Regions from separate parts of the Homo sapiens genome. Here region 1 is linked to region 2. A link is a loop called in an ENCODE intact Hi-C map of the cell type or tissue named here. Cell type or tissue: HepG2. All regions are shown on one strand. Links, peaks and the distances in the headings refer to the core of each region. The heading gives the core; the rest is flanking DNA. Region 1 has its middle 280 kb from the start of CCSER2. Region 2 overlaps CCSER2 (coiled-coil serine rich protein 2).

What was found. Peaks named below come from ENCODE experiments on the same cell type or tissue, not always from the same donor. Only the 100,000 strongest peaks of a DNase experiment are listed, where the experiment ranks them.
Region 1: a loop joins it to region 2, with 11 times the contacts of the local background. A loop is called at or near these places in 2 of 110 quality-filtered maps.

The regions. Positions count from the first base shown.
Region 1 is chr10:84,604,900-84,620,538 of GRCh38, reverse strand. No RefSeq gene overlaps it. Among named protein-coding and RNA genes, the nearest start is that of CCSER2, 280 kb to the right of the region's middle. In HepG2, for the core only: CTCF peaks have their summits at 6,629 and 6,965 (motif pointing left); a DNase peak (open chromatin) is centred at 6,988.
Region 2 is chr10:84,368,288-84,383,926 of GRCh38, reverse strand. CCSER2 (coiled-coil serine rich protein 2) reads right to left here. Exons shown (of 10, transcript NM_001284240.2): 2 at 11,458-12,913; 3 at 10,112-10,308. The coding sequence starts at 12,874. Among named protein-coding and RNA genes, the nearest start is that of CCSER2, 48 kb to the right of the region's middle. In HepG2, for the core only: a CTCF peak has its summit at 8,811 (motif pointing left); a DNase peak (open chromatin) is centred at 8,806.

The DNA of each region.
Region 1 (15,639 bases), core at 3,509-11,508, 240 kb before region 2:
CCCTCCTAGGCCTCTGCACCTGTGATGGGAGGAGCTGCTGTGAAGGTCTTTAAAATGCCTTCAAGGCTCTTTCCCAAAATCTAGAGAGAAAGCTATAAAAATCAGGGAGGTGTGTATATCGTGTGTGTGTGCATGCATGTGGATGTGTTTTGGGGTGTGTCAGGAAAGGCTTCCTAAGGAGTTGACATTATAGTTTAGCTGAAAGAGATAAACAGAAGATAACTTGGAGGAGAATAGGTTTGGGGACAGGTAGTGAGGCTAGAGGGTGATATAGGGAAGGGCTATGTTGTACCAGCAAATGGGGAAAACACTGCAGACTTGTGAGAATGTGGAACAGTTGCGTAAGTGTTAGTAATTCAGTGTCAATGATAATATCCAAAAATTTGTAGTGAGCATGTGTCGAAGATTAATTTAACACATTACAGAGGGAACCGGCAGAATGGTAAAGCTGGTTCAAAGGAGAATATGAGAGCTAAAAGCATGTGATTAATAAAAAAAAAAGAATGCTGAAATAAGATTGGTACATTAGATATCAAATTTGTTAATATTCCACATGGCAATAAAACTATAATATAGTTTGCCACCACTTGCTAGAAATATATGTGTAACTGAAAGGGAGCCAAGTGCCTTAGCACTTGAACTCTTCCCCCTGAAAATAGGTTTTTTTTTTTTACCACATGTCCAGGCTGCAAATTTTCCAAACTTATAATAATTAATTAATTAATTGATACATTCTGCTTTCCTTTTAAATATAAGTTCCAAATCTAAGCCATTTTTTGCTCCTATATCTGAGTTTAGGCTGTTAGAAGCAGCCAGGCCACATCTTGACTGCTTTACTACTTAAAAATTTCTTCTGCCACATATCCTAAATCATCACTCTGAAGCTCAAACTTTCACAGATCCCTAGGGCATGAACACAATGCAGCCAATCTCTTTGCTAAGGCATAATATGTGTGACCTTTGCTCTAGTTCCTGATACGTTCCTCATGTCCATCTGAGACCTCAGTATCCTGGACTTTGTTATCCATATCACTGTCAGCATTTTGGTTACGACCATTTAATCAGTCTCTAAAAAGTTCCAAATTTTCCCTCATCTTCCTGTCTTCTGAGCCCTCCAAAATCCTCTAACATTTGCTTGTTACCAAGTTGCAAAGTCACTTCAACATTTTTATGTATCTTTATAGCAGTGCCCCACTCCTCAGTACCAATTTTCTGTATTAGGCTATTCTGGCATTTCTATAAATAAACACCTGAGACTGGGTAATTTACAAGAAAAGAGGTTTAATTGGCTCATGATTCTGCAGGCTGTACATAAAGCACAGCTCTAGCATCTGGTTATGGGGAGGCCTCAGGAAGTTTCCAATCGTAGAAGAAGGCAAAGGGGGAGCAGGCACCTCAAATGGCAGGAGTAGGAGCAAGGGAGGAGCAAGGGATAGGGCAAGGTGCCACACACTTTTTTTTTTTTTTTTGAGATGGAGTTTTGCTCTTGTTGCTCAAGCTGGAGTGCAATGGCGTGATCTCAGCTCACCACAACCTCCGCTTCCTGAGTTCAAGCGATTCTCCTGCCTCAGCCTCCTGAGTAGCTGGGATTACAGGTGCCCGCCACTATGCCCAGCTAATTTTTTGTATTTTTAGTAGAAACGGGGTTTCATCATGTTAGCCAGGCTGGTCTCAAACTCCTGACCTCAGGTGATCCACCCACCTCAGCCTCCCAAAGTGCTGGGATTACAGGCATGAGCAACCGTGCCTGGCAGCCACGTGCTTTTAAGCAACCATATCTCGAGAGAACTCACTCTGTATCTTCAGGACAACACCAAGGGGATGACGCTAAGCCATTCATGAGAAATCCACCCCCATGATCCCATCACCTCCCATCAGGCTCCATCTCCAATACTGGGGATTATAATTCAACATGAGATTTTGGAGGGAACAAATATACAAACTATAGCATAGTTTTATTGCCATGTGGAATATTAACCAGTTTGATATCTAATGTACCAGTCTTATTTCAGCATCTTTTCTTTTATTGATCACATGCTTTCAGCTCTCATATTCTTCTTTGAACCAGCTTTACCATTCTGCCTGTTCCCTCTTTAATGTGTTAAATTAATCTTCGACACATGCTCACTATAAATTTTTGGATATTATCATTGACACTGAATTACTAACACTCATGCAACTGTTCCACATTCTCACAAGTCTGCAGTGTTTTCCCCATTTGCTGGTACAACATAGCCCTTCCTAATCTCACCCTCTAACCTCACCAGCTGTCCCCAAACCTATTCCCCTCCAAGTTATCTTCTGTTTATCTCTTTCAGCTAAACTATAATGTCAACTCCTTAGGAAGCCTTTCCTGACACACCCCAAAACACATCCACATGCATGCACACAAACACACACACACACACACAAACATACACACCTCCCTGATTTTATAGCTTTCTCCCTAGATTTTGGAGCCTAAACAGAAAAAAAAAAAAATGATAAGAGAGGGCATGTCCACCAGGCATGTGCAAAGGCTTGAAGAAGGGTAAGGGACCTTCACCTGTGAAGGGAATCACCCAGCTTCTCCTAGGGCACTAGGGATTTGGCAGAAACAGAAGGATTTCTGTTTCCAAGCATCCAAGTGCATGCTTGTTTTAGTCTGTACCTTCTGCTATAAAAAAAAAAAAAATCTGGGACTGGATGATTTATAAATAACAGAAATTTATATTCTCACAGTTTTGGAGATTTAGAAGTCCAAGATCAAGTCACCAGCAGATTCTGTGCCTGGTAAGCGCTTCTCTCTGCTTCCAGGATGGCATCCGTTGCTGCGCCTTCTCATGGTAGAAAGGATAGAAGGGCAAAAGGGGCTAAATGCAGTGTGAATCTCTTTTACTGACATTTTAATTCCATTCTTGAGGGCTCCACACTGACGATTTAATCATTTCCTGAAGGCCCCACCTCTTAATACTATCAGGTTGGCAATTATGTTTCAACAAGTGAATTTGGCAGACAAACTCAGACCACAGCATTCTTCTCCTGGCCCCCAAAATTCATGTCCTTCTCACATGCAAAGCACCTTTATTCCATCTCTTATCCCCTCAAAGTCTTAACTCATTCCAGCACCAAATCAGAGTCTAAGGACCATAGTTTCATCTAAATAAATATAGGTGATACTCAAGTGATGGATCATCCTGAGGCAAATTCCCCCTCCAACTGGGAGCCTGTGAAATCAAACAAGTTATATGCTTCCAAAACACAATGGCAAGTCAGGCATAAGATAGGCATTCCCTTTCCAAAAGGAAGACATAGGAAAGAAGGAAGGGGTAACCGGTTGCAAGTCTAAAACTCAACAAGGCAAACAATATTAAATCTTGAGGCTTGAGAACAGTCTCATTAGACTCCATGTCCTGTCTTCTGGACACACTGGGGCAGGGGCTCAGCCCCCAAAGTTTCAGGGAGCCCTACCCTCATGGCTTTGCTAGGTGTCACCTATACAGCAGCTCTCAGAGTTTGGGCCAGGTGCCTGCAGCTCTCCCAGGGTGGTGTTGCACACTGGCGGCTCTTTGTAAGTCTTTGTAGAACCCACTGTAGCAGTGACTCCAATCCCACAGCTCCACTAAGCATTGTCCTAGCTCTCTGTGGTGGCTCTGCTCTGTAGCAGTTCACTGCCAGGGCTCTGAGGCTCTCCAAGGCATCTTTTGAAATCTAGATAGAGGCAGCCATGCTCTCACAGCTCTTATTTTCTGTACATATGCACATGTATGTCACCAAGGCTTACTGTCTTGTGCCCTCTGGAACAGTGGCTCAAGCCCCACATGGGCCTACTTGAGCCACTGTTGGGGTGGCCAAGAAGCACTGCATTCAAATACAAGTAGCAGAGACTTGAGGCAGCCCTGGGCAGTGAGCCCTGAAGCCTCACACCTCTGGACCCCTCTCTTGAAACTATTCTGCCCTCAAGGCCCTGGTACTCCAGGCCTGTGATGGAAGTGGCAGCCTGGAAGAGCTCTGAAACGTATTTTGGATCACTCTTCCATTGTCTTGATGAATAGCATCTGGCTTTCTTCTATCCATGCTAATGACTTTATCAAACATTCACTTGGCCACACCCTTGGTATTCTTTCCTGAACAATCTTTTAAATCATTAGGTTGGTGCAAAAGTAATTGCAGTTTTGCCATTATAAAACCAGGCTAAGAATACCAAATCTTTAAGTTCTCTTTCCCTTTTGATGATTATAAATTTTTCCTTTAATTCATTTTTCTTTTATTTTTCCTTTTACATAGCCAGGCTGAGAATTTTCCAAATCTTTAAGTTCTCCTTCCCTTTTGACTATAAATTCTTCGTTTAATTCATTTTTCTTTTCTCAGATTTTACTATAAGCAGTCAAGAGAAGCCATGCTGCACCTTCAACACTTTGCTTAGAGATTTCTTCCACCAAATAACCTATTTTATTGCTCTTAAATTTTGTCTTCCACAAGGTACTAGTACATGGACACAAGTTAGCTAAGTTATTTGCCACTTTTTAACAAGGATAGCCTTTCCTCCAGTTTTCAGCAAGGCATTCCTCACTTTCATCTAAGACCTCATTAGAATGGCCTTTACTGTGCATATTTCTACCAGCATCTGGATCACAACAACTCAGATAGTTTCTAAGAAGACAAGGCTCTCTCTGTGGCTCTTTTCATCTCCCAAGCCCTCACCAGAAGCACCCTTGACGCTTCATCCACAGCAAATCTAGACTTTTATTAGCATGCACCTCTAAACTCTTCCAGCCTCTAACCAGTTTCAAACCTGCATCTACATTTTCAGGTCAGCTATTTGTTATAGCAATGTCATGCTTCCTGGTACCAATTTCTGAGTTCATTTATGCTGCTATTTTTTTCCACAGAGGTAATATGGTTATATTACTCAGCATAGCAGAGTAGTCAAGTGCACAGCCTCTGGAGATGTACTCCCCAGGTTCAAATCCTGGCTCTGCTGCTTGCTAGCTGTGTACCTTGAGCAACTTTCTCTGAGCCACATTTTTCCCTGCTGTAAAATGGGAGTAACAATCATTGTAAATCTGTCCTTATAGGCTGCTAAAAGAATCAAATGGATTAAAATATAACTAAAGTGCTTAGAAGAATAACTGGCATGTAAGCAAGTGACATATGAGTACTACCATGGTACTGATGTATTTATTCCAGCCTCACAAGCTTGTTAGAGTCACCTCTTCCCCAAGTCAGCTACAGCTGTGCAGATGAGACCTGGGACACTGGGAATCTAACTATGTGAATAGGAATTATTATAGCAGCAGCAGAAATAAGTCCATATGTTCATATTTCAAATATATTGTAAACAACTGGGGAACTTGAGTGCTTAACACAGTACCTGGAAAGTAAGCACTCCTTCCCTCTGCCATATCTTTTCTACCCATTCCCAATCCCAACTTTAACCTTATAGTCAAGTTACATTTTGGATGCTTTCAATGTTTTTGTATAACATTGAATCAAAGGGAAGGGTCTGTTTCAGATCATTATTCATCTTTTCATTACTGTCATATATTTTATTGATTTTTCATTGAAATGTTTTTTCAACATTTTAAAATGAGGCTTTGGCTTCAGCAGATCCCAGATCCTGACATCTGGTGAATTACAAACAATTGTGTAGGTTTGTTTTTAATTTTAATTTCAAAAAATCAATAAGTCATTGTGATGTCTTTAGAAGATATTAAATAATACAATCAATTTGGAATTTATTATAAAGATGCTCTTTTCAACAGTGTCTATGCAAAATCAGAATATTTGTGAAGCCTTAAGGTGCTTGGCTTTCTGGAATGGCATTAAGATCCAGAATAGAATGACTATAATCCCAGCACTTTGGGAGGCCGAGGAGGGCAGATCACCTGAGGTCAGGAGTCTGAGACCTGCCTGAGCAACATGGAGAAACCCCATCTCTACTAATAATACAAAAATTAGCCGGGCGTGGTGGTGCATGCCTGTAATCCTGGCTACTCAGGAGGCTGAGGCACGAGAATCATTTGAACCCGGGAGGCAGAGGTTGCGGTGAGCCAAGATCGCACCATTGCACTCCAGCCTGGGCAACAAGAGTGAAACTCCATCTCAAAAAAAAAAAAAAAAAAAGATCCAGAATAGAATCAAGAGGGCCTACGGAGAGCATCCAGGACAGAAAAAGTTTTGCTAAGAACAAGTTCAAGGAAAATTAACATATTTACTGGAAATTACTTTTTTCCATTCAAAATTTTTTTTAAAAATTGCTTTTAAAGTAATCCGAATTTCATCTGCTACTGAATGAATAGCAGAACATCCATGAGAACACTGATGCTGGTTTTGGCCACTAACAGATTTGCAACTAGGTCATGTGCGAAGATACAGGGTGAAGACGGCTTTGTAACCATTCACCTGGAAATAGATTAGAGGCCACATGCAGAAGCCACAGCCTTGGGGATCAGGTAGCTCACTGCTAATCCAGGTAGCCCATCTAGGGGAAAATGCGGCTTGGAGACTTGGAGAATCATGTGCCTTTCCTGAGTTTTTAATCCTTCATGGGGCAGAGTCAGGACAGACCCAGCCCTTCTGATTTCCTGCTCAACACCCTTCTGACATTCCAAGCTAGAAGTGAGAACTCAGAAATTCTGTCATTCTGTCATCCACCACCAGTAGGGGTGCTGCTCCTGGCGGTGCCCTTGGACTTGCTGACTGGAGGTCAGAGCTGAGAATGGCAGTCCCCCAGTTCCCCCAAGAAAGACACGTTGCCTCTGTACCTTGACAAGACCCATGATCAGCAACGAATTCACTGGCCACCTACTCTGTTGGCTGTTGGATTTGAAGACAGGGCAAAAGATAACACACAGACACACATATTTTGTTTAAATTGGGCTTTGCCCAACTCACAGAATTACCTAGGCAAGGCATAAGAGCCACAGCCCTGGCTGTTCCTCTGTGGCTGAGACAACACTGACATCTTGTGGTCTTGAATTCAGCCAGCCCTAAGCGTCACAGGCCAGAGTCTACCCAGCCCTGCCAGGAGGAGCTTTTCCCAGCCCTACAAATGGGAATGGATCCATTCTGTGTGGACTCTGCCTGCAGGGGGCTCATGGTTTAGCAGGACACCCAAGTAACCAACCATGTGCACACACTGGGTGACACAGACAGCGCCTGGCATCTGACCAGCCGCACACACACACTCAACCCAGACAGCAAATACTCAGCGTGCAACACTGCGGGCAGCTCCAGAACTGGCGTTAAATAAGAAGCATGCAGACAATTACAATACAGTGAGAAAGGTGCCGATTAAGGTATGAATAACAGCTGTGGGAACACACAAGCAGAGTGGACAGACAGCCAGAGGATACGGTAAGCCTTCAGAAATGACATAAGATCAGGAACACAAAAGATACTGTGGAGTAATCAAGGAAGCAAGGTGCGGAATGATTAAGTCAGAATTTCCCAGCGTCACAGAATAGATTCAGTTTAGAGGTGGAGTGCTAAGCCCCGGGAGATGGCTTCTACAGCATGAGAGGGGATCGACAGGGTTCATTTGGGGAGAAGCAAGAGTGCGAGTGAGAGACACAGAGAGGGAAAGCGTAAAAGACAAGTCTGTAAAGATAGACAGCCTTGAATGCTAGAATAAAGCGTTCACGTTATTCAATTGCTGAAAGTCACGTTATAACGCTGTATTTAAGAAGAAATGATCTGGCAAAGATAAAGCATGAACTATAAGCACAAGACAAAGACTGGAAAGATGCTCCCCCTCGTGTCAGCAGGGGCTGTCCCTAGGAAAGAGGACTATAATGCTTATTCCTGTCATTTTTCTTTTTTTTTCTATTGTTACATATTTTAATACTTTGGTAATGAAAGAAATGACGATCAAGCTATTGCCATATGAAGCAGATGGATGATAAGAGTGGGAGCCTGGCCACTCGCATAGTCATGGTCAGTTTCCTTCAGGAGGAAGCTCCTTCCCAAAAGCAGACAGGACAACAGGGCTATGTGAGACTCCGGATCAGAATCTCAGCATCTGTCTAACTGGGAGGACCCTTAGGTATCTACTCAACCCCCTGCTGCAGACAAGGGCTGGGGCTCTTGGAGAGGAAGTGGCTCCCCCCGGGACACACAGCCCTTCCTAGACCTCAGGATTCAGGCTCAGCTCCTGATTCCCTCTCAGGGCCCCCTCCTCTTCCCTTCCCACCGCTGCTCACCTCCTCTCATTATCTGTATAGCCAGAAGCCACCACAGCATGGCCAGGACCCAGAGCTTCACGAGGGCCCTCAGGTAGCAGCCAAGCCAGGGCTGCAGCAGCACGTCTGCCTTTCCACAGGTCAAGGCTAAGACATACTGTAAAGCTCCACCTGAAAAAGAAAGCAATGAAATACCAGGACCTGGCAGGGCACGGTGGCTTACACCTGTAATCCCAGCACTTTGGGAGGCCGAGGTGGATGGATCACCTGAGGTCGGGAGTTCGAGACCAGCCTGACCAACATGGAGAAACCCCGTCTCTACTAAAAACACAAAATTAGCCAGGTGTGGTGGCGCAAGCCTGTAATTCCGGCTACTTGGGAGGCTGAGGCAGGAGAATCGCTTGAACCTGGGAGGCAGAGGTTGTGGTGAGCCGAGATTGCGCCATTGCACTCCAGCCTGGGCAATAAGAGTGAAATTCTGTCTCAAAAAAAAAAAAAAAAATACCAGGACTTATTTTTTAAAAATGTAAGGACCGGGCACAGTGACTCACACCTGTAATACCAGCACTCTGGGAGGCCAAGGCAGGTGGGTCACCTGAGGTCAGGAATTCAAGACCAGCCTGGCCAACATGGTGAAACCCCCGTCTCTAATAAAAATACAAAAAATTATCTGGGCATGGTGGTGGGCACCTGTAATCCCAGCTACTCAGGAGGCTGAGGCAGGAGAATCGCTTGAACCCAGGAAGTGTAGGTTGTGGTGAAACGAGATCTCACCATTGCACTCCAGCCTAAGCAACAAGAGTAAAACTCCATCTCAAAAAAAAAAAAATTAAATTCTTGAGTACACATGCAGGATGTGCAGGTTTGTTACATAGGTAAATGCGTGTCATGGTGGTTTGCTGCACCTATCAACCCATCACCTAGGTATTAAGCCCAGCATGCATTAGCTATTTTTCCTAATGCTCTCCCTCCCCACACCCCACCTGCCGACAGGCCCCAGCATGTGTTGTTCCCGTCCTTGTGTCCATGTGTTCTCATTGTTCAGCTCCCACTTATAAGTGAGAACTTCCAAATACCAGAACTTTTATGTTATTTCAGCCAGTGGTTCTCAAAGTGTGTTTCAGAAACCCATGGAAGTACCCATGACCCTTCCATGGAGTCTGTAAACGCAAACTATTTGCATAAAAATACTAAGTACAATCTAGCTTCTTCATTCTCATTCTTGCATAAGCCTAGAGAGGGGTTTCCAGAGGCAACTTGCATGGAATATCACAACAGATTGAATGCAAACAGATTGACAGCGGCACCTGAAATAATTGTTGGAGGATGAAAAGGTAGGCTCAAACTTTATTGAATCTATTCAATTGAATGCAAAGATGGAAATGAAAACCTGTCTTCTGTTAAGCCAGACATTTGTAAAAGTTGAAAAAAATATAAAACAATGCTATTCTTCTCAATAATCTTTTGAAGTAGAATATAGTTATTTGAAATATTATCGTATGTACAAGTATTATGCTATTTTATTTTTTAATTCATAAATATATTTGAAAAATTTCAGTTCTAGTTTATAATATGGTAAATATTGATAGATACAACCCACATAAATAAAAACTCTTTGGAGCTCCAAAAATTTTTTTAAGTGCCAAGAGACCAAAACTTTTAAGAACCACTAATTCTACTTTCTAGCCTATCACCCTACCTCCTTCCCATTCCCTGCCGTTGTCTGAACCTGCCAGATCCCCCACCTTCAAGGGGCAGATCTCCTTTCTTACCATCTTACTCTCACAGGACACCTGGCATGATATTTCCTACTTATGGGTCCATATATCTATCTTTCTTTCCTCCTTCCTCTCTCCTGTCCTCTTTCCCTACTTCCCCAGGCTGTGTCCTTGGTCCCAGGCATGCCTGAGCTGGCAGAATCCTGGGCACAAAACATTTCTTCCCTCTCTTCTGCTTTCCTTCCACCTGTCGAGCCTTGAATCTGGCTCCTATAAGACACCTGTCTTTCTTCTAAGGGCTACTAAAACAGCACTTCTCCCCAGAAATTGGCCCCCAAACCTCTTTAAAAGGATCACAGACCGAGGAACCTGATGGAATGGAATTTGCCCCTGCCCTTTCAGCATTCAGTAATCATTTCAGGAGCCCTAATTCTGTGTCAGATGCTGGGGATCCAAAGATGAGTAAGAGATATCCCTTCAATCTGCTCACAGGTTCCTAGGGAAATGAAGAAGGAACCAATAGTTCTGTCTAGGGAAGGCAGGAGATGCTTCACAGAAGACATGACACTTGTGGATCAGACAAGATGGAGAGGAGTTTTCTGATGAAGAACTGAAGATAATTTTCCTAGTGAGGAAAGAATGCTTTCAAAGGCACACAGAGGCGAAATTTCATGTCATATCTAGGGAACTGACTAGATCAATGAGGGCGTGGGCACATATATGCATGTGTGTGCATGCACATATGTAAGTTTGCATGTGATGTACACACATGTGCACATTTGTGTGAGCCTATGAATGCATGTTTGCACCTATGCATGTGTGTGCTTGTGTATGTGCCTGTGTGCATGCATGCCTGTGTATGCATTTGTTGAGGGCATAAATGTGTCTGTGTGCCTGCATGTAACTTTGCATGTGTGTGTGCATGCATGCGTGTAACTCTGCATGTGGGTGTGTACATGTTTGCATGTGTGTGAGCGTGAGCCTAGGAATGCATGCTGCGTCTGTGCATGTGTGTGCCTGTGCATGCACCTGTGTGTATGTATGCCTGTGTATGGATGTGTATGTGTGTTTGCATGCCTAGGTATGCATACATTGAGTGCATATGTGCCTGTGTGCATAAGTGTGTGAAAGCTTAGTGCTGACAGACTGCGAATGCATCTTGAGCAGAGAGAGGAGGAAATGGGAGGAAAGGGAATTCTCCTAGACATGTTACATATGTAGTCTTACTTTGTCCTCACAACAACCTTACTACGTGGGTGGCATTGTACCCATTCTATAATAAGGATAAGTGAATTGCTCAAGGACCTAACAGTTATAGGTGATGAAGCTATAATTCAGGCCACACCTCTAACTAGTCCCCACCCACAGGGACCTGAGATTGGGGTACTTTGAAGTCTGGAAGCCCAGCTCTTTCCATGTGTCCCCCTCTCAGGTGGAATCTGGCTGAATTCCTGAATGCCTGACATTTCACTGGGAGAACTCCAGTGGATGGTGTGTTCATTTTCCAGATAATCCCTCTAGTGTGTGCCAGGGCAACCCAGCTCCTCTGCCACCAGGCAGAAGCTAGTACATTTTTCAAAGCTTTTTCTGCAATTCAGAGAGCCAACAGCAAAACACAAAACCATAATTTCAGTCTTTGAAAATGGCCAGTTGGAAAATGAAATGGGAGGTCATGGGTTTGAGGAAATTGGGAAAAACCATCAAATGCTCTCCCTGCTCAACAAAGCAGCTGAGAGCTTGAGTTAGCTCTGCAGAGAAATGACCAGACGAGGTCAGGTACTGCCAAGCTCACTGACTTGGCCTTTCCTGGCCTTCCTCCTCTGTTAAATTTGGTCCATGAAACAGCAGTGATTCCAAACAAGCTTGTTCATGCATCATTTCAGCTAAGTCAAAAAGGAGCACTCCTCATTCTAACAGATATTAGGACCTATTTTCTGTGCTAAACACTGTTCTGAGGCCTTTCTATATTCTCTCACATAAGTTACATCTGTTTTCCAGGGCTTACACCATATTTTCTATATTCTATTTATATAGGATGAAATTATACCATACAGCACATATTACATATTTAGTGTATTTTTAGTTATATATTTAAACACTTCCATGTTGCCTATGATATACTTTATGTTTTTAGCACAATCCTTTGAGTCAATTATTTATCACCCCATTTTTTAGACTAAAAAACTGAAGCCCAGCAGGCTAGAATAACTTGCTTTAAGTCCTGCAACCAGTAAAACTGACAAACAGAATGCAAACCTACATCCTCCTGTAACCCAGATTTGTACCTTTTCTTCTGTGTCAGCTCTTTCATCTGGTTTCATTCTTAGTCACAGTCAGGGCATAACCAGATGCTGTGGGATCCTGGGCCACCTCCGGGCACCCTCCTGAATCAGCGTGGTCCTGACCACCACCACCCTTTCTTCATGTCCCAAGGGTGGTTGCGTTGCTGTGAACATACTTAAAATCCCGGCCTAAAACTGTTCAGCAAATTGTGACTTGCTCAGAAATAGAATATTACAAAACCCTTAAAAATTATATTTCATGGCCACAGAAATAAATGCTTATATGTAAAACAAACAACAATAACAAAGGACACAATGTGGTCATCATAACATGAGATCAACATTGTGAAGAAATTCACAGAAAAAAGCCAGAAAGGAAAATCCAATTGCTTAATTAGGGGTTATTCCTGGATGAGGGGCTGATGGGTGCCTTTTCTTCTTCTTTTGACTTTTCAGTATTTCACAACTTTTCCACGATAGACATGCATCGCTTTACAATGAGGGGCAAAAATATTTAAAACCTGAGCGTGGCTTGAAAACTGCTCACACTGCCCAGTTTCATGCACACTTCAAAGGGCATGGGGCTGGAGCAAGTCTCCCTTCCACAGAGCTGGCTGGAGCCTCACAGCAAGAGGGAGTGCACCTGGGGAAAACTCCTCCTCCCGGCGTGGGCAGCCGGGTTTGTTGTGTCTGCCCTCCAGTTCTCCATTCTCACGTCGCCTGAATTTCCCTGGAGAAGGCACAGGCTACAGCCTGAAGCCGACCCTTCCTTCCCCAGCTGGTCTGCAGCATTCAGCTCTGCAACCTCCAAACCCAAACCCAGTCCTAAAACATAAGCCTGCTGGGTGACAGGCTTCACCTCTGAGTTTTAATCAGAAAACTCTCCTAGCCCTGTCTTGGCACCCAGGACCACAAGTGACACTGTAACAACTGCACCTGTCTACTCATTTCTTGCTTTAACAAACATGTAAGCACTTTCTAGAGGGGACAGCCCCGCCTAGACAACAAGTTCCATTGGGAGAGAGGGGCACCTGACACCACATTGGATTAGTGGGGAGATCTGCACATTGTCCCATGGGATAGCAGAGGAAGAGTAGCTTCTGTCCCTGGGAAGGCTGCCCACAAACAGCTGTGTCTGAGCGGGCTTCCAGAAAGATGAAGAGTGATCAAACAGAAGAGAGAAAGGTTTGCATTTTGCGCAAAGCCAACAGCATGAGCAAACACACAAGGAGGGCATTTGAGGTCTTTGGCCAGAAAGTAAGATGCTTAGAGCTGAACTGCCTTGTCGGCAGTGCCAGGGAGGTAGAAATTCCTCCTTTTGGCAAATAGAGCCAGCTAGGCCCCTAAGCACAGGCTTGGTCTTAGAGAGATGCCTGTGGCAGTGCAGGAAAGAGTGCCAAGGCAGAAGGACCACTGGGGATTGCAATGGGCATTTTGTGTGCTCAGCCACTCAGCACTTTAGTAGGAATCTGCCGTGGAGTAAGAGGTATATATTTATTCTGCCCTGGTGCAGAAATCAGAAAATGAAATCAGAAATGAGAATTTATGCAAACTGGGTTTCCCAGGGCCTTCTGCAGACTCAGGCCTGCCTGGGAATCTGGCCTGAGATGGCCAATGACTTCCACTCCTGGGAACTTGGCATCGGGAACCAAAAAAAGGTGAATTCCATCTCCCTGGGGACACTGGTCTGCAACCCAGGAAAAAAGAGAAGCTTGTGATTTTACTTGCTAGGCTGACTAGGGCATAGAGGGAGCTATTCTGCAAGAAATTAAGAAGCAAAGAGGGGAACAAAGAGAGGTCACCAGTGAGAACTGTCTGGACTCTGCACGGCCTTTGTCTCTGGGTCCATTCTGGAAGTCCAACTTTAGGCGTTCCTTCCCATTCCATGAGGTTGGAAGGAGAGTCTGATACATTTCTGCATTTCTTTTTTGTTGTTAAGGTTGCAAGTTTAGTTTCTATTACTTACAACCAAAAAGTCCTAAGTTATATAAAGGTTCTTATAAAAGTTCTAGCCTGAACTAAGTCATTGCAGTGGGGTTAAAAGGAACAACGGTTATTTAGACTATGAAGTCAAATGGGAGGAGACTGCCTGCTTTGTCATCTAGCCAATCTCAATTACTCACAGACTGTCCCCATCACATGCCCTCTCCCAAGGCAACTATGGACTTCAGAAAGAGAATGCTTTGGCTCTATGCTACCTAGAAGCCCCCTTTCCACAACCAGGCCTCAAAGCAGACCCGGAGAGGAAAAATAAGCAGGGTCTCTGCCACATGAGAAATGGACAGAGGGCTCGAATCATCTAGTGACTATCTTGGCCCTTGCCTCATTTAAGAAGACAGTTGGGCAACTAGCACTATTGAATCACCCCAGACTGGGTTTTCTAAGGCCTGGGGATAAGATGACATCATCACCTTTGCGGGGCAGCAAACTAACATCAACACAAGCACCGCCACTACCAGCACATAAAGAAAGATGGTAACAAGCTCCAGGGCGGAAGGAGCTCCATGATTGTCCCTCAACGACATCTACACTTCTCTCCTTCTCCCATGTTTGTAAATGTCACTCCAAAGCCATTTCTCCCTTCAATTAGAAAGCTCTTTATTCACACTTTCTCTGACAAGTTTAATAGTTTCATTTTGCAGTTTGGGAAATTTTCCATTAAAAAAATCTTGCTCAGATTTTTTTTATCTGTTCCAGATTTTCAAATTTCAGGGCAGCTACATATTGGTTGGCCCTATCAAAGAGAACAGGAAGAAAGCCCAGCCAAGCTGGAGCCTGGCACCATTTCGCACAGGCATCTCCTGGAAACAAGTTCCAAACTAAAGGAAAGGCGTATCCTTTCCCAGGTGGATGCGGTTCTGCCATTTCTTTTCTTTTCTTTTTTTTTTTTTTTTTTTTTTTTTGAGATGGAGTCTCGCTCTGTCACCCAGGCTGGAGCACAGTAGCGTGATCTCAGCTCACTGCCAGCTCTGCCTCCTGGGTTCAAGTGATTCTCCTGCCTCAGCCTCCCCAGTATCTGGGACTACAGGCGCCCACCACCACGCCTGGCTAATTTTTGTATTTTTTAGTAGAGACGGGGTTTCACCGTGTTAGCCAGGATGGTCTCAATCTCCTGACCTCATGATCCATCCGCCTCAGCCTCCCAAAGTGCTGGGATTACAGGAATGAACCACCGCACCCGGCCGGTTCTGCCATTTCTAACCCATACCTGCTTCCTAGGTGTTGGATGAGCAGAGTAGATGTGTGCAGCCTGGGTTGGGGAGCACTTGGAGAAGCCCATCCTTTTCTGCAAAAGCTCCTCATAGCCCCAGGTCTCTCCATTCCTGGATTTCAGCAGTCTCTGTTCCAGCGAAGACAAGATGCAAAGCTCCACTCACAGAATCAGACAATGGAGTTACAGCAGATTTTTTTTCCTTTTGACACATTCCAAAGATTCAGAAAATATTTAAGCACAAATGGCTCTCCTTCTTGGGCTGG
Region 2 (15,639 bases), core at 4,428-12,427:
GAATCTTTCCTCTTTTTTTCTTGGCTAATCTAGCTGGCAGCCTGTCAATTTTGTTTATCCTTACAAAGAACCAAGTTTTCATTTCATTGATCATTTTTATGATTTTTTAATTTCAATTTCATTTAGTTCTGCTCTGATCTTTGTTATTCAGATACAGATTTAAAGCAACAACAATATGATCTCACCAGAGTTTAATGAAAACAGTTTGACAGTAGTATAATATTGTTAAATAAAGTGAAAAACTAGCAAAATGTAGAGAAGGTGCAACCACCTGAGATAGTATATGTGAATACACATTAGAAAGAATAAAGCACCTCAGCCGGGTACGGTGGCTCACGCTTGTAATCCCAGCACTTTGGGAGGCTGAGGTGGGTAGATCATGAGGTCAGGAGATCGAGACCATCCTGGCTAACATGGTGAAACCCCGTCTCTACTAAAAATACAAAAAATCAGCCAGGTATGGTGGCGGGCACCTGTAGTCCCAGCTACTTGGGAGGCTGAGGCAGGAGAGTGGCGTGAACTCAGGAGGTGGAGTTTGCAGTGAGCCGAGATCACACCACTGCACTCCAGCCTGGGAGACAGAGGGAGACGCCATCTCAAAATAAAAATAAATAAATAAATAAAAAGATCAAAGCATCTCTGGTCTCTTCCTTAGAGTTAAATAACCCAAGCGAAGTAAAATGTCACAGATACAAAATTAGAGAGCAATTAAAAACTTCCTAAATTCATTCTAAAACTCAAAACCAAGTAAGGCAAATATAAACCAGGTTTGATATTTTTATATTCTTCTTCCATATTTTTGGACTAGAGAAATTCCAAATTTCAGTGCAAATAATCTAGGGAACTCATATACCCACGCAAACACTGCTAAGAATATTATGACATTCAGCAGACATTTAAATCTCAATAAAGTCTAGCTGTATCAGTCACAAGGTAGAAACCCAAATCTAGCCAGCTCTCCTCTTAGTAAAACACAGATTAAAAAATGTAAATAAAATGTGTTAGCCTCATGAAAATGAAGGCATACCTACTTGTTGGTGTGTCAAAAGCATACAAGTAAGTTTTTGGATCTACCTTTTAAAGTGAACAAGAATCTCATTTAAATAAGGAGTTAAACTTCCCCACTATGTGAAGATAAGGCAAGGCTGATAAAACAAAAATAAAGCCAGATACTTTCAGTGATGATCTGATTCAAACACTTCTTTGGGCCTCCTATAAAAATCATTCCAAAAATAAAGGCACTCCATGTGATGATTTAAAATTATCACCTCCTAAATATTTCAGTGTTAGAAAATCAATCATCATGACATTGTAGTTCAACTATTCTTCAATGAGAGCTCTTGTATTGTCCTAGCATTGCTGCAAAGAAGATTCTGAGTATGGCTCACTGTGTTTACAAGAGAAAAAAATGTTTTTGCCTAAGATTGTGCACATACAATGATTATAATATTTATCAGAAAAAATGCTATATTTAATCAAGAAAGTTAAATATCAGTTAAAAGTTTATTGAGTTCAAAAATTCTGAGACTGAGAGTGTAACAAGTAGTAAACTACTTCCTAACCTATTAGTGCCAATTTACTCAACTCCTCTAGAATTCATCCTAGTCTGAAACCAAAGGTAGTAGGTAGTCCATAGCTATTTCAAAGGACTAATATAAAAGATGAGGAACAAAAAAAGATGCTATCATGAAGTAAAGAAAGATAACTTCATATCAGTACCTGTGTCAGGAGTCCCCAAGCCCACTCCCAAAATAGAAAATTCACTAAAAGGAGTCAAAGGATTCAGCATACAGTAATATTAACAACTAAGATTTATTCCAGCAGGATACAAAGCAAAATAAGAAAGGAAAAGTCACATGGGGCAAAATCAGGTGAAAGCTTCCAAGAGTCCTCTCCCAATGGAGTTACACAGGATGTGCTTAATACCTCCAGCAACCAGTTGTGACAATACATGCAAAGAGTGCAAAGTCTTGTCCACGACGGATGTTCTTTTTTTTTTTTTTTTTTTTGAGAAAGCCTTGCTCTGTCACCCAGGCTGGAGTGTGGCATGATCTGGGCTCACTGCAACCTCTGCCGCCCGGGTTCAAGCAATTCTCCTAGCCTCCCGAGTAGCTGGGACTACAGGCACGTGCCACCACACTCGGCTTATTTTTGTATTTTTAGTAGAGACGGGATTTCACTGTATTGGTCAGGCTGGTCTTGAACTCCTGACCTCAGGTGATCCACCTGCCTCAGCCTCCCAAAGTGCTGGGATTACAGGCATGAGCCACCGCGCCCGGCCCACCGTGGATGTTCTTAAGAAACTCAGCTCCCAAGGTTTCACTGGGGGATGGTCTTGTGGGTACCCTCTGCCTCGCATGTATCAAAATTCTAGACTCCCAAAAGGAAAGCAGGTAGTCAGCATAAATCACATTATCTGTGCAAACAGTTTAGGCACAGCAAGCCTACTGTGCTCTTATCATTTATGAAAAGTTTTATAGCACTCTAAGGAACTGTTTACCAGCCAAGTGCCAACCTTTCAAGCGGGTTATCTAAGAAGAGGCAATCTTAGACCTGCGACATTAACTCTTTTCTGCATAGCACCCCAAGCATATTGTGGAAGAATATTAATGAGTGTAAATTATTGTGCCTAATACCAACTTCGGATGAAGTCTTAAATGTAAAACAAAACAATTAGAAAGCAAAATAACAAACATCTGCTGAGCTCTTGTTATATCCCTGGCATTAATAAGTACTTTATATATATGACCTCATTTAATGTTCATAGTAATCCCATGAGTTAGTGAGAGATGATACTCAAAATACACAACAACCAGTATCACCAGGGAATCACATGACTGTCATACCATTCAGGCATGTACTTCCTAACATCAGCCCTGGAGGTGCGTACAATTACCATCTATATTTTTTAAAAAGGAACACAGAGAGGCTGGGCATGGTGGCTCACGCCCTGGGATTACTCCCAGCACTTTGGGAGGCCGAGGTGGGCAGATCACGAGGTCAGGAGATCGAGACCATCCTGGCTAACACGGTGAAACCCCATCTCTACTAAAAATACAAAAAAATTAGCCTGGCGTGGTGGCAGGCACCTGTAGTCCCAGCTACTTGGGAGGCTGAGACAGGAGAATGGCGTGAACCCAGGAAGGCGGAGCTTACAGTAAGTCGAGATTGCGCCACTGCACTCCAGCCTGGGCGACACAGCTACACTCTGTCTCAAAAAAAAAAAAAAAAAGAAAAGGAACACAGAGAATCCAAGGAGACACAGCTAGTACATGACAGAGGTGAAGTTTTAACTTAGCTTGTTCCGGAGCCCTGGCTCTTAATCATTATGCAATAACATCTCTCTGTAAACAAAATACCTCTATGGCCTTAGGATGGGAATGGGTGTCTTACACACACACGCCATATATGAGCATGTGAAGCAAAAACAATGAAGTAAAACATTACTAGATTTAATTGTCAAAAGCAAAAACTATGAACGGTAAAAAGATACAAAAAACAAAACAGAAGCAACAGGCTCAGAGAAGATTACTGCAACACATTTAACAAGAATTAAATTCCAACCACATAAAAAACTCTTCCATATCAATAAGAAAAATGGCAAAACCCAACTGAAAAATCACTGAAGTAAAAATTTACATAAAAGGAAACAAAACTGCCAGTAAAATGTGTGAAAAAAATGACAAAATCAATAATAGTATAAATGTAAATTAAAATTATGTATCATCTCACACTCACCAGACTGATTAAAATGTTGAAGTCAGATGACGACATATGGGGTTCAGATGATAAGTGACAGAAATTCTCATCCTCTACTGGAAGGTATACACTGGTAGGACCATTTTAGGGAGAAGTTTGATAATATCATTAAAGTTGAAAATACACTATTCCTAGTTTTATATCCTAGGAACGCTATAGCTAGGTTTATATCCTAAAGAAACTGACTTATATGATCAAAGAGAATTGAATCCGAATGTTCACTGCTACACCATGTAGACATTATTATTAGCAATAAAGAATAACTGAAATGTAGATTAGCAGGGGAACAGAGAAAAATACAGGTATATTCAAATGACAGAATATTATAAAGTAATAAATATGAATTAGAACTACAATACAAATACACATATACACAAAAAACATAAAATTGAGTTAAAAAAGAAACCTGTAGAATATTACATATCACTTACCTAAGTTGTAAAATACGTACAAAATCATACTGTATATTGTTCATGGATATATAAATGCATTAAGGATAATGGCCTATACAACATGCCTTAGAATTCACAATTTTAAAACAACGCACATAAAAAGAACTAACTGCTATATTTACTACTAGGGTGTTTACTGAATGCATTCTTTCCCAAATAATAAAGGCTTCTCTTTATGAGAATTCATTCATATGCCAGAGAAGGGAGAAAGGCTAAAAATCAATTATCTAGTTTCCATGTCAAAAACTTTGGAAAAGAAAAAACAAATTAAACTAAAGAAAAGTAGAAGAAAGGAAATAAAGATATAAACCAAAATCAATAAAAACAGAAAATAAGCACAATATAGAAAAATCAGCAAAGCCCAAATTTGGTTCTTGGAAATGAAGAAAAAGAGAGGAAACACCAATAACCAGTATTAGGAATGAAAAGCAGACGTCCCTATAAGATGTTAAAAAGAGGATAATCCTAAACAACTTTCACCAACAAATGACAAGTTTAGATGAAATGGACAAATTTTCAAAAACCAACACGAATATACATACAAATTTTAATATGCCAATATCTAAAAATTAAAACTGTTATTAAAAACCTTCTCATAAAGAAAACTCCAGGTCCAGAAGGCTGAATTCTGGCAAATTCTTTTACATACCTAAGGAATAAGCACATTAGTTGTACACAAATTCTTTCAAAGGACAGAAAAATAAGAAACACTTCTCAACTCATTATAAAGCCAGCATGATCTTGATACCAAAACATGGCAAGAACAAGTAGAAAAACAAGAAAATTACAGAGTAGAACAATCTTACTCATGAACATACATGCAAAAACATAGACTATTAGCAGAGCTGGGTATAGTGGCATGCACCTGTAGTCCCAGCTACTTGGGAGACTGTGGGAGGAGGATTACTTCAGCCCAGGAGTTCAAGGCCAGACTGGACAAAAAGAGACAGACCCTATCTCTTTTCTAAAAATTAATTTTTAGGCCGGGCGCGGTGGCACATGCCTGTAATCCCACTATTTTGGGAGGCCAAGGCGGGTGGATCACCTGAGGTCAGGAGTTCGAGACCAGCCTGGCCAACATGGTGAAACCCTGTCTCTACTAAAAATACAAAATTTAGCCAGGCGTGATGGCAGGCGCCTGTAATCCCAGCTACTCGGGAGGCTGAGGCAGAAGAAACGCTTGAACCTGGGAGGCAGAGGTTGCAGTGAGCCAAGATTGCGCCATCGCACTCCAGCCTGGGTGAGAAGAGCGAGACTTCGTCTCAAAAAAAAAAAAAAAAAAATTTAATTTTAAAAAATAATTTTAAAATATAAAAATTAGAAAATCTAGTTTAACAACATTTGAAAAGATAATACATCACGACCAAGTGAATGTATTCTAAGAATGGAAAGGTAGTTTACTATTTGAAAATCAAGCCATGCAATCTACCACACTAACACAAAAAAAACTTCATTATCTCAACAGACGTAGAGAAAGCATTTGGTAAAACTTAATATTCATTCACAACAAAAATTCAGCAAACAAAATAAAAGAGAATTTCCATACTCTGATTAAACTCCCTCTCAACTCCCAAAAACTTTAATGGTGAACTATTAAGGCTTTCTCTCTGAAATTCTATCACCATTTCAATTCAACATCACGTTGGTGGTCCTAACTTGTGTAATAGGGCAAGCGCTGGGGTGGTGAGGCAACTTTTTTGCAAATGGTATGATTATAGAATGTATATACAAGTTCCAAAATCATCCAAAGGCAAATTATTATAACTAGTAGATGAATTTACAAGGTTATTAGAAAAGTCCAATATACATGATAAAAATCAGGTATATTTGTATATACAACAAAAACTCATAAAATTATAAAAATGGTACCACTTACAGTGTCAAAATCAAACATGCATAACATTTTATAGAAAAGTACAAAACATTAGCAAGAAGTATTTCTAAAGTCTGAAATTAATGGAGGACTATATCTCCATCATAAATATGTCAATTCTCTCCAAAATCATCTATAAATTCAATGCAATCCCATTCAAAATCCCTGCAGGTCCTTCCTGGAAACGGACAAGCTCATTCTAATATTTAATTGGAAATACAAAAGGTTAAGAAGTGCTACAGAAATCTTGGAAAAGAACAAAGCTGGAAGACTTACCCTACCAGGCAGCAAAATTTATTTTAAAGCTACGATAATGAAAATAACATATAACTGACAAAATAAACAGAAATATTTGTCTATGCAATGAAATATTTATATATGCAGTCACTGATTTATGACAAAGATGACCCTGAAGTACAGTGGGGGAAAGATGACTAAAATAAATTAATCGTGACATCTATCTCACACCATACAGAAAAATAATTTCCAGATGGGGACTAGAGACCTACAGGTAAAAGGTTAAAAATAAATAATGCTTTTAGAGCAAAACATTGAAACATATATTCATGATATTAAGGTGGGAAAAGACTTCACAAACAGTTTTTTAAAAAGTGGTAACGGTAAAGGGAAAACTTGTAAAACTGGACAATATCAAAATTGGTAAGTTCTATATCAACAGACACTAAGAGATTTCAAAAGCAACTCACAGTAAAGAATACACTCTACATATATAAAATGTAAATATACACATGAATACAAACATCTACATATTGATATAAAATAAATATTTATGTCAAAAAATATGAAGAATTTTTACAAATCATTAAGAAAACAAACCCAACACAAGACACTTCACAGAAGAGGATATATCCTAATGGCCCAATAAACATATGTGAAGGTGCTCTGTGAGTAGTTATCAAAAAATACAAGACAAAATCTCAATGCAATACTACTATACCCACAAAATAGCAAAAATGCAAAAAGGCAGAAAGCACCAAGAATAGACAAGAAGGTGAATTTTCCGGAATGTTCATTTACTGCCAGTGGGGAGTGTAAACAGGCACAATCACTTTGAAACACTGACAGCATCTTTATCCATCAGCATAGCCTATAACCCAGGAATCTCTCTCCTACACATTTTCCCAACAAAAATGAATAAGTGTTCACCAAAAAAACATATATCAAAATCTTCACAATCATGCAATACTCTAATAGCCAGAAACTGGAACCAACCTAAATGCCCATGAACAATAAGATAAGTTGTAGTATATTCACACAAAGGAATATGATACAAGAGTAAAGAAACTACAACTGACAAATACATAATATTAATGAAAAGAAGCTAGATATAAACCAGCACCTTTATGATTTCATTTATATAAAGTTCAAGAACAGTCAAAGCTAATTTATAGTGACCGAAACCAACAGTGATTGCAGAGTAAGAGAATGACTGACTGAAAGGAACAGAAAGGGAACACTCTGGAGCGATGGGAGTATTCTATATCTTAATATGGATGATTGTCAAACAAGCATACAAATTTATCAAAATTCTCTGGTCTGTCTGCAGAAGATTTGTGCATTTTACTGTACGTAAATCAGACCTCTGCATAATACTGGTAGCATGTAAACAAATAAATAGCCAGGATTCTAGACTGGTGTTATGAAAAGTAATCAGTCTACAAACTATTTGTTGGGATCCTTGACATGATTAGGAGATTGCATCAGAATGTATATCAACACATTGTTTCTTTCAAAAAGGAAGACTTACTACAAAAACAATGTCAGCAGAAATGAACAGTGGGTGGAACTAAACTGTGTTAGAAGTGACACAGTTGATGTACATTCTAGTGAAAGCTCCTTATCTTTACCTGGACTGGTAGAAGCAGTGTTGCAGAGACAAGAAAAGTGAGAATATGCTAAAGGTCTTGAGGGGTTAAGTAAGAGATACTACTTTGAACCACTGTAGGAAAAAAAAAAAAGAAAAAGAAACAGAAAAAAAAAGCAAGACAATTTAAATAAAAATAATAAGATGGCAGAGTAAATACAGTCCAAGTATAACAATACAAACATAAAAGGATTAAACTCACTAGTCAAAAGAAAAAGACAAACTGAAAATTTTAAAATAATAAACTATTTGCTATACATAAAAAAGGCTGATAGTAAAAGAAGAGAAAATATATAAATAAAACTGGTAAGGTATATTAATATTTGGAAAAAAAGGAGTGTGAAAACAAAAAGCATAGTTAGAGATAGAGAAGATCACTAAGTAATGATGGAAAGTCCAATTCACCAAAAAAAAAAAAAAAACAAACCAACAATTCTGAACAGGTACACGCCTAAAATTTATACAAAACAAAAAATTCACGTAACTTCAGAGCAAAAATGGTAAATCCTACATCACTGTACGAGAACTCAACACATGGTTCTCAACTTTTGCCATCAACTCTCTATTCTTTCTCAGACTTTGTCATCTTCTCCTTAGATCAGAAGAGAAAGACAGAAACACCATCTTGTTCCAAAGCACAGAATGGATGTTTTTTTCTTCCCATACCAATAGACATAAACCTACTGAACAAGGAGGAAACTCATGGATCTTAAGGACTAACAGTTAATCCAGATGCATTCTGAAATCTTTGACAGAAAGCTATTTTGTGATTAGTTACAGGAACAATGAACTGAATCAAGGTGGTTAGCCTCCAAAAACTGTCAGGTACTAAGTGGTTTATTGCTGCCATCTGCTGGACACCTTTTTCATTTGCACTTCAATCATATTTGCCTTAAAACTCCTAGTAAGACAGCATATAAGGTCTTAAACTGTTATCTTTTCTGAGCCTCCTTTATCTAATGAGATGAAGACACTGTCTCTAAATTAAATGTTTGTATGCAAGGTGTTGACAACGGTTAAAAAAAATGTTTGTGCAATTTAAGCCTCCGTTAACAATGGCTTAAGTAAAAGGTTTATAGGAGTATAGAAAATTACATTGCCTGAAATCCACTTGGAATTTAATATATCCACAGACTACCAATTTTCCCATACAACTACTGGAAAATCGTATTTTATATACTGAATAACTGCAATGAGTCACTTTAAACATACCAATTACACTTTACCCATATGGCATATTATCCACATTACTTGCCATGTTTCTTAAAATATGCACATATAAATTCATGGCAGGTCTTCTAACACTTGCCCATAGCTGATTCCCTTGCCTTCCAGGCACACACAAAGATTACACTTCCTGTCCCTTTAGTACTCAGATGGGACCACATGATTAGTTCTGGTCAACAGATCATGAACGGAAGTGCCAAGTGTTGCCTGCAGGCCAATGCAAGTAATTATATGTGTGAGACCCTCTGGCACTCTCTTCCTCTGCCATAGTGAAAAGAAGGGACCTCAAAAGATGGTCAAGCCCCAAAATCAAAGTAGTTTAGATCACTAAAGACAGCTGCCCTAGAGAGCTGTCCAGACCCACAACAAACTTTCTAAGAGTAAAATAATACACTTGTATTGTATTATCCCACTGAGAGTTGGCACTTCAATGTTACCTCAGTATAGCACAGGCCAAGGTTTCTCAACAGCAGCAGTACTGCCATCTTAGGCTAGATAATTCATTGTGGTCTCTGTCTTGTGGACTGTGGGATGTTAAACAACATCCTTGGCATCTACCCACTAGATGCCAAGAAGCACTCATCAATATGACAACCAAAACCACCTCCAGTCATTGACCTCCTCCCCCAGTCTTTGAGAACCACTGGCATAGATTAAACTACTAATATAGTATGCACATATGTATGAGGAATATATATGTAAACATGTTGAGTATATTTAAGTCAAATGTCATATATTCTCCATGCTTTATTTCATATTAGAGTCAGATATTTTATAGGCTCTTAACAAATATGAATTTCCATTTCTCAAAGTAGTAAAGTTAATTCATAAATTTTTTACAAAATCAATCATATCACAAGTCTCTCTATAGTAGGGTAAACAAAATATTCCAAGAGTATATAAATCCATACATACTATGCTGTTCATTTCAGAGGACTCATAGCTCCCAACTGGATGGACATTTCCAATGGGTTCCAAGCCTTCTTCATCCCACATGTATGTTCCATCAGAGCTATCAGATGGAGAGAGTTCAAACGAAGAACCAGCTCTGTAGTCTGTATCTGGTGAAACCAAATTATTCCCAGAAGTATGTTTTGTACATTCACTCCTGTCTTCAAGAGAAAAAAGGTTACTGATTCACAAAAATATAATTGTTTCTCGTGTCCTAAAAATATAAGTGCTAATAATTTGATATATCATAGCAAAAAAGCTGGCTCAAAAAAAGCACTCATAACTGTAGCATTTTCTATATCCTAAGCAATAAAAACATCAAGAGCCAAAATCTTTAAAATAACCTACTGAAATATTTTCTAATAGAGGAAAAGAAAATTCATTTAGTCATCTTTCACTTCTGTAATATTTCCAAAAATGTAAATAAACCCTCATATTCCTATATTTCCCAAGATATTTATTTTTAAACACTGGCCAGGAAACTCCTTTTCCTCTGTGTACACTATTTAACTTCATAGATTAAATAATGTAGGGTACTCATAATTGCCTCCCTATAAGGAAATAAACTTGTTCCGGCAGTCTCTTTTAGAAGACCTATAGACAATCAAGGGTTTGTACATGCATTTCTATGCACGATCTAGTCCCCTGATTATACCACATGTCTATATCTAATCCCTTTAGTTGTTCTTTATTCAGGTATATGGGCATACAAATACCAAATACATTTTATCCAGCATTTAGTAACAGGATAACCAAACATAAGAGGAAATGTTTAACAGGTATTATTTCACTTTCTTCAGTTTAATAAATAAATAAAGCTCTCTCAGGAAGTGTATCTAAAAAATTGCTAAACAAGAAGAATTTTCTAGGATAAAAAAATCCGTGAGATTAGACATAACCTATATTATCTCATTGTACCCTTTGGTACAGCTTTACTCTTAACAAATAGCAATGAAATGCTATCCTAAGAGAAGAGATGGTTTGTTTAATGGCATACCACACTGGTTGAGGTAAGCAGGGGAAGTCATTTAGAAGCACTGCATATACTAAGCAGGAATAGGCTGTGTATAACAGCCAAAGAACAACAAAGGTTAAGAGTGGTTTTATTAATATTGTCTTGGATAGGGTGAAAAATGGGGTATGGAGCAAAAGTCACAGGAAAATAAACGTTAACCCACCTCAATTTTGTCTAGATCTATCCCTCCGTGAAACTGATAATATCTTGAAATCTATCTGAAGATAATCCTAAATGTAAGTTCAGTTATATTATTTAAAAGAAAGCAAAAAAACTTAAGGTAAGTAATATTTACCAGAGACACTTATATCTATCCATTCATCAGTTTTACTGAAGGCTTTTTCATTTTCCTTGGGGGAATCAAACATATCCTGTGGTGGCCCATTTTCATGTTTCTCTTCTTTGAGAGACATTTCCTCTGGAGTTATTCTAGTTCTGTTGGAGTCTTCTATATCTATAAAATCATCACTAAAGTCTTCACTTAAATCATTCTTATCAGAAGATGACAAAGACGACAAGGAAATGTCATCCACATCATCACTCAGGTATCTCATTTTAGCATCATGTTTCATGGTCTGGTTGTTTTTTGTTCTATAACTTTCATTTTCAATCAGTTCTTGGTCCTTATTAGCAGCTCTGTCCTTAGCCAAAACTGTAGCATCTTCCTCTACACATGTGTCAGCAGGTGAATTTTTATTTCCATCAACTGTCATAGTCCCAGAAAATGGAGATCGGCTAGATTTCAGTAGAGAGGGATGAACCATTCTATAACCTAAAGTAGAAGTTACACCTGGGCCATTTGGTAAAGCCAACTTCTTTCCACCAGCAGCATAAGGCCTATTAAATCCATACCCCAAATGTTCATTCCCATTGAGTACTTCTGGCTGCCGGGAATTTCTTGTTAGCATACTTGACCGTAGAGGCACTCTAATGGATAGCTGTTGGTTCTGATAAGGCTTTGTAAGATCCACAGCTCTATTAAAGGAATGTGATCTGGTTATAGATGAAGGTGGAAGGAATGAATTCTGAATGGAATGTGAAAAACTTTGTGACCTTACCATTTTTTCACAATTAATAGATTTACTACTGTCTGGGGATTGAGCTAAGCTTTCTCCAGAACTGCTTCTGGTGGCACAGGAGTTCGCTCTAGGCCTTTGCATGCTACCAGCTGATCGGTTTCCATAAAATCCATTCAACTGTGATTTTGGAGTATTGATCGAAGAATATGAAGTCCTTCCTAATAATGTGCCTTTGGTGAATTTACCCAAATTAGATGGTCCAGAAAAAGACTTTTGGTTTAACTCCTCTGTAGATGACACAAACATAGTGGATGGCTTTGCTAACTTTGATGTGAATAAAGAAACACTTTTCAAACCTCCCTTTATCCCATTTTTATCAAACATTCCTTGAGTAGGAACACGTTTTTCAGGATCAATTATTTTATCATGTGAATTTTGAGTATTGTTAGGCTCTTCGACACCTTGTGCACAAAGCTGATATTTATTTGCTTTCCTCCAATTAAATGAATGAGATGATGGACAATCAGAGCCATTATTTTTGATGTAACTTTTGACATTACTATTCTTGGAAGTTCCTAATAAATTAACAGGTGTCCCATTTGGCATTGGCTGCAATGTACTTCTTACAGATTTTGTTCCATACTTTGGCAACTTGGAACCCAAAAATGTCTTGATTTGTGTTTTTTCTTCCATGAGCTATAAGGTGCATTTGTTCTTAAAAGTTGAAAGAATCTGTGAAGAGAAAAAAGAAGTACATTAAACATTCCTAAATAAGGATAATTACATGAATTATTACATAATATGATACTTACACTTTTATACGCAGAAAAACCCAAAAGCTACTCATGATTCCTACAGAACTCCTGGCAAATACCGAATGCACTAATTAAATTAATAACTTTATGTTGGAAGAAAATAAAGAACATTTTTATAAACTTTTATAAATGTATGCTATGAATGACAGCAAAATCTAGAAATAAAATTAAACCACCAAATTTGACTATGTAAAAAATAATACTTACAGAGTACTTCTTCCAATTTCCAATCCAAATAATTTTTTCATTTTGGGTAAAAGTCTCTCCTTTAAAAATAAGAACATATGGAAAGCCACAGCCAGTGCACTCAGGCAAGAGAATGAAATAAAAGGCATTCAGATTGGAAAAGAAGAAGTCAAACTATCTCTGTTTGCCAATGATATGATTATATATCTAGAAAATCCTACGGACTCCTCCAAAAGATTCCAAGATTTGATAAATCCAGTAAAGTCACAGGTTGCAAAATCAAAGTACACAAATCAGTAGCATACCAACAATGACTAAGCTGAGAATCAAGAACTCAATCCCTTTGACCATAGCTGCAAAAAAATAAAATAAAATACCTAGGTATACTTAACCAAGGAAGTAAAAGATCTCTACAAGGAGAAGTGCAAAACACTTCTGAAAGAAATCACAGACAATGCAAACGAATGGAAATACATCCCACACTCATGCATTAGAGGAATCCATATCATGAAAATGACCATGCTGCCCAAAGCAGTCTACAGATTCAATGCAATTTGTATCGAAATACCAACATCATTTTTCCCAGAATTAGACAAAACAATCCTAAAATTCATATGGAACCAAAAAACAATCTTAAACAAAAAACCAAATCTGGAGGCATCACATTACTCAACTTCAAATTATACTACAAGGCTACTATAGTAACAAAAACAGCATGGTACTGGTATAAAAGTACATACATAGAGCAAAGGAACAGAGTAGAGAACCCAGAAATAAAGCCAAATACAATCAACTGACCTTTGACAAAGCATACATAAATGAAAATTGGGAAAAGAACGCCTTATTCAATAAATGTTGCCAGGAAAACTGGATAGCCACATGTAGAAGAATGAAATTGGATCCCTATCTCTTACCATATACAAAAATCAACCAAGATGGATTTAAGACTTAAATCCAAGGCATGAAACCATAAAAATGCTAGAAGAAAACCTAGGAAAAACTCTTCTGGATATTGGTCTAGGCAAAGAATTTACGACTAAGACACAAAAAGCAAATGCAACAAAAAAATAAATGAGACCTAATTAAACTAAAAAGCTTCTGCTCAGCAAAAAATAATCAGAGTAAACAGACAACCCACAGAATGGGAGAAAATACTTGCAAACTATGCATCTAACAAAAGATTAGTATCCAGAATCTATAAGGAACTCCAACTAATCTGCAAGGAAAAAAATAATCCCATCAAAAAGTGGGCAAATAACATCAACAAACATTTTTCAAAAGAAGGTATACAATGACCAAGAAACATGAAAAAAAAATGCTCAACATCACTAATCATCAGGGACGTGCAAATTAAAACCACAATGAGATATCACCTTATCCCAGCCAGAATGGCTATTATTAAAAAGTCAAAAAACAATAGATATTGGCATAGATGTGATGAAAAGGGAACATTTAGGTACTGCTGGTGGTAATGTAAATTAGTACTACCTCTATGGGAAACAGTATGTAGATTTCTCAAAGAACTAAATCTACCATTTGATCCAGCAATCTCACTACTGGGTATCTACCCAAAGGAAAACTGTATCAAAAAAAAAAAAAACCTGCATATGTATGTTTATCACAGCAAAATTCACAATTGCCAGATGTGGAACCAACCTAAGTACCCATCAACCAATGAGTGAATTAAAAAAATACACCATGGAATACTACTCAGCCATAAAAAAGAATGAAATAATATCTTTTGAAGCAACGTGGATGGAGATGGAGGCCATTATTCTGAAGTAATTCAGGAATGAAAAACCAAATACCACATGTTCTTACTTGTAATTAAGAGCTAAGTTATGGGTATGCAAAGGCATACAGAGAGGAATAATGGACACTGGAGACTCAGAAAGGGGGATGATGGGAGAGGGATGAGAGATTTTTTAAAAACTACACAATGTAGTAGGGTACAATGTATACTATTCGGGTGGCACGTGCACTAAAATCTCAGACTTCACCACTACACAATTCATTCATGCAGCCAAAAATCACCTGTTCCCTTAAAGCCAGTGAAATAAAAGGTAATTAAAGAACATATTATTTTTTTAAAAAAATACATGGTTTTATAAAAGCTAGAAGACATTCGAAAAACCTTAATTACTAAAGTCATGAGAATTTTTTTTTATTTTTAAAACAACTGATTCCAAGTCAACCCTGGCCTAAGAAGTAGAGTTCCTATAATACATGTTATTATGTCAAAAGTAAATATTTAGAAAATCGTACAAATGTTCAAGTATAGAGTGAAAAAAGACTAAAGAACGTCCTGTTACCAACAACTAAGAGATATATATATATATTTGTGTGTATGTGGTTTTTTTCAGCAGAAAACCTATCAGTTACACACTGTAATACAAAAAACTATTTAAACTAAGAACTTATAAAGTTTAAAAAGTAGCGGACAGAAAAAAATTCTGT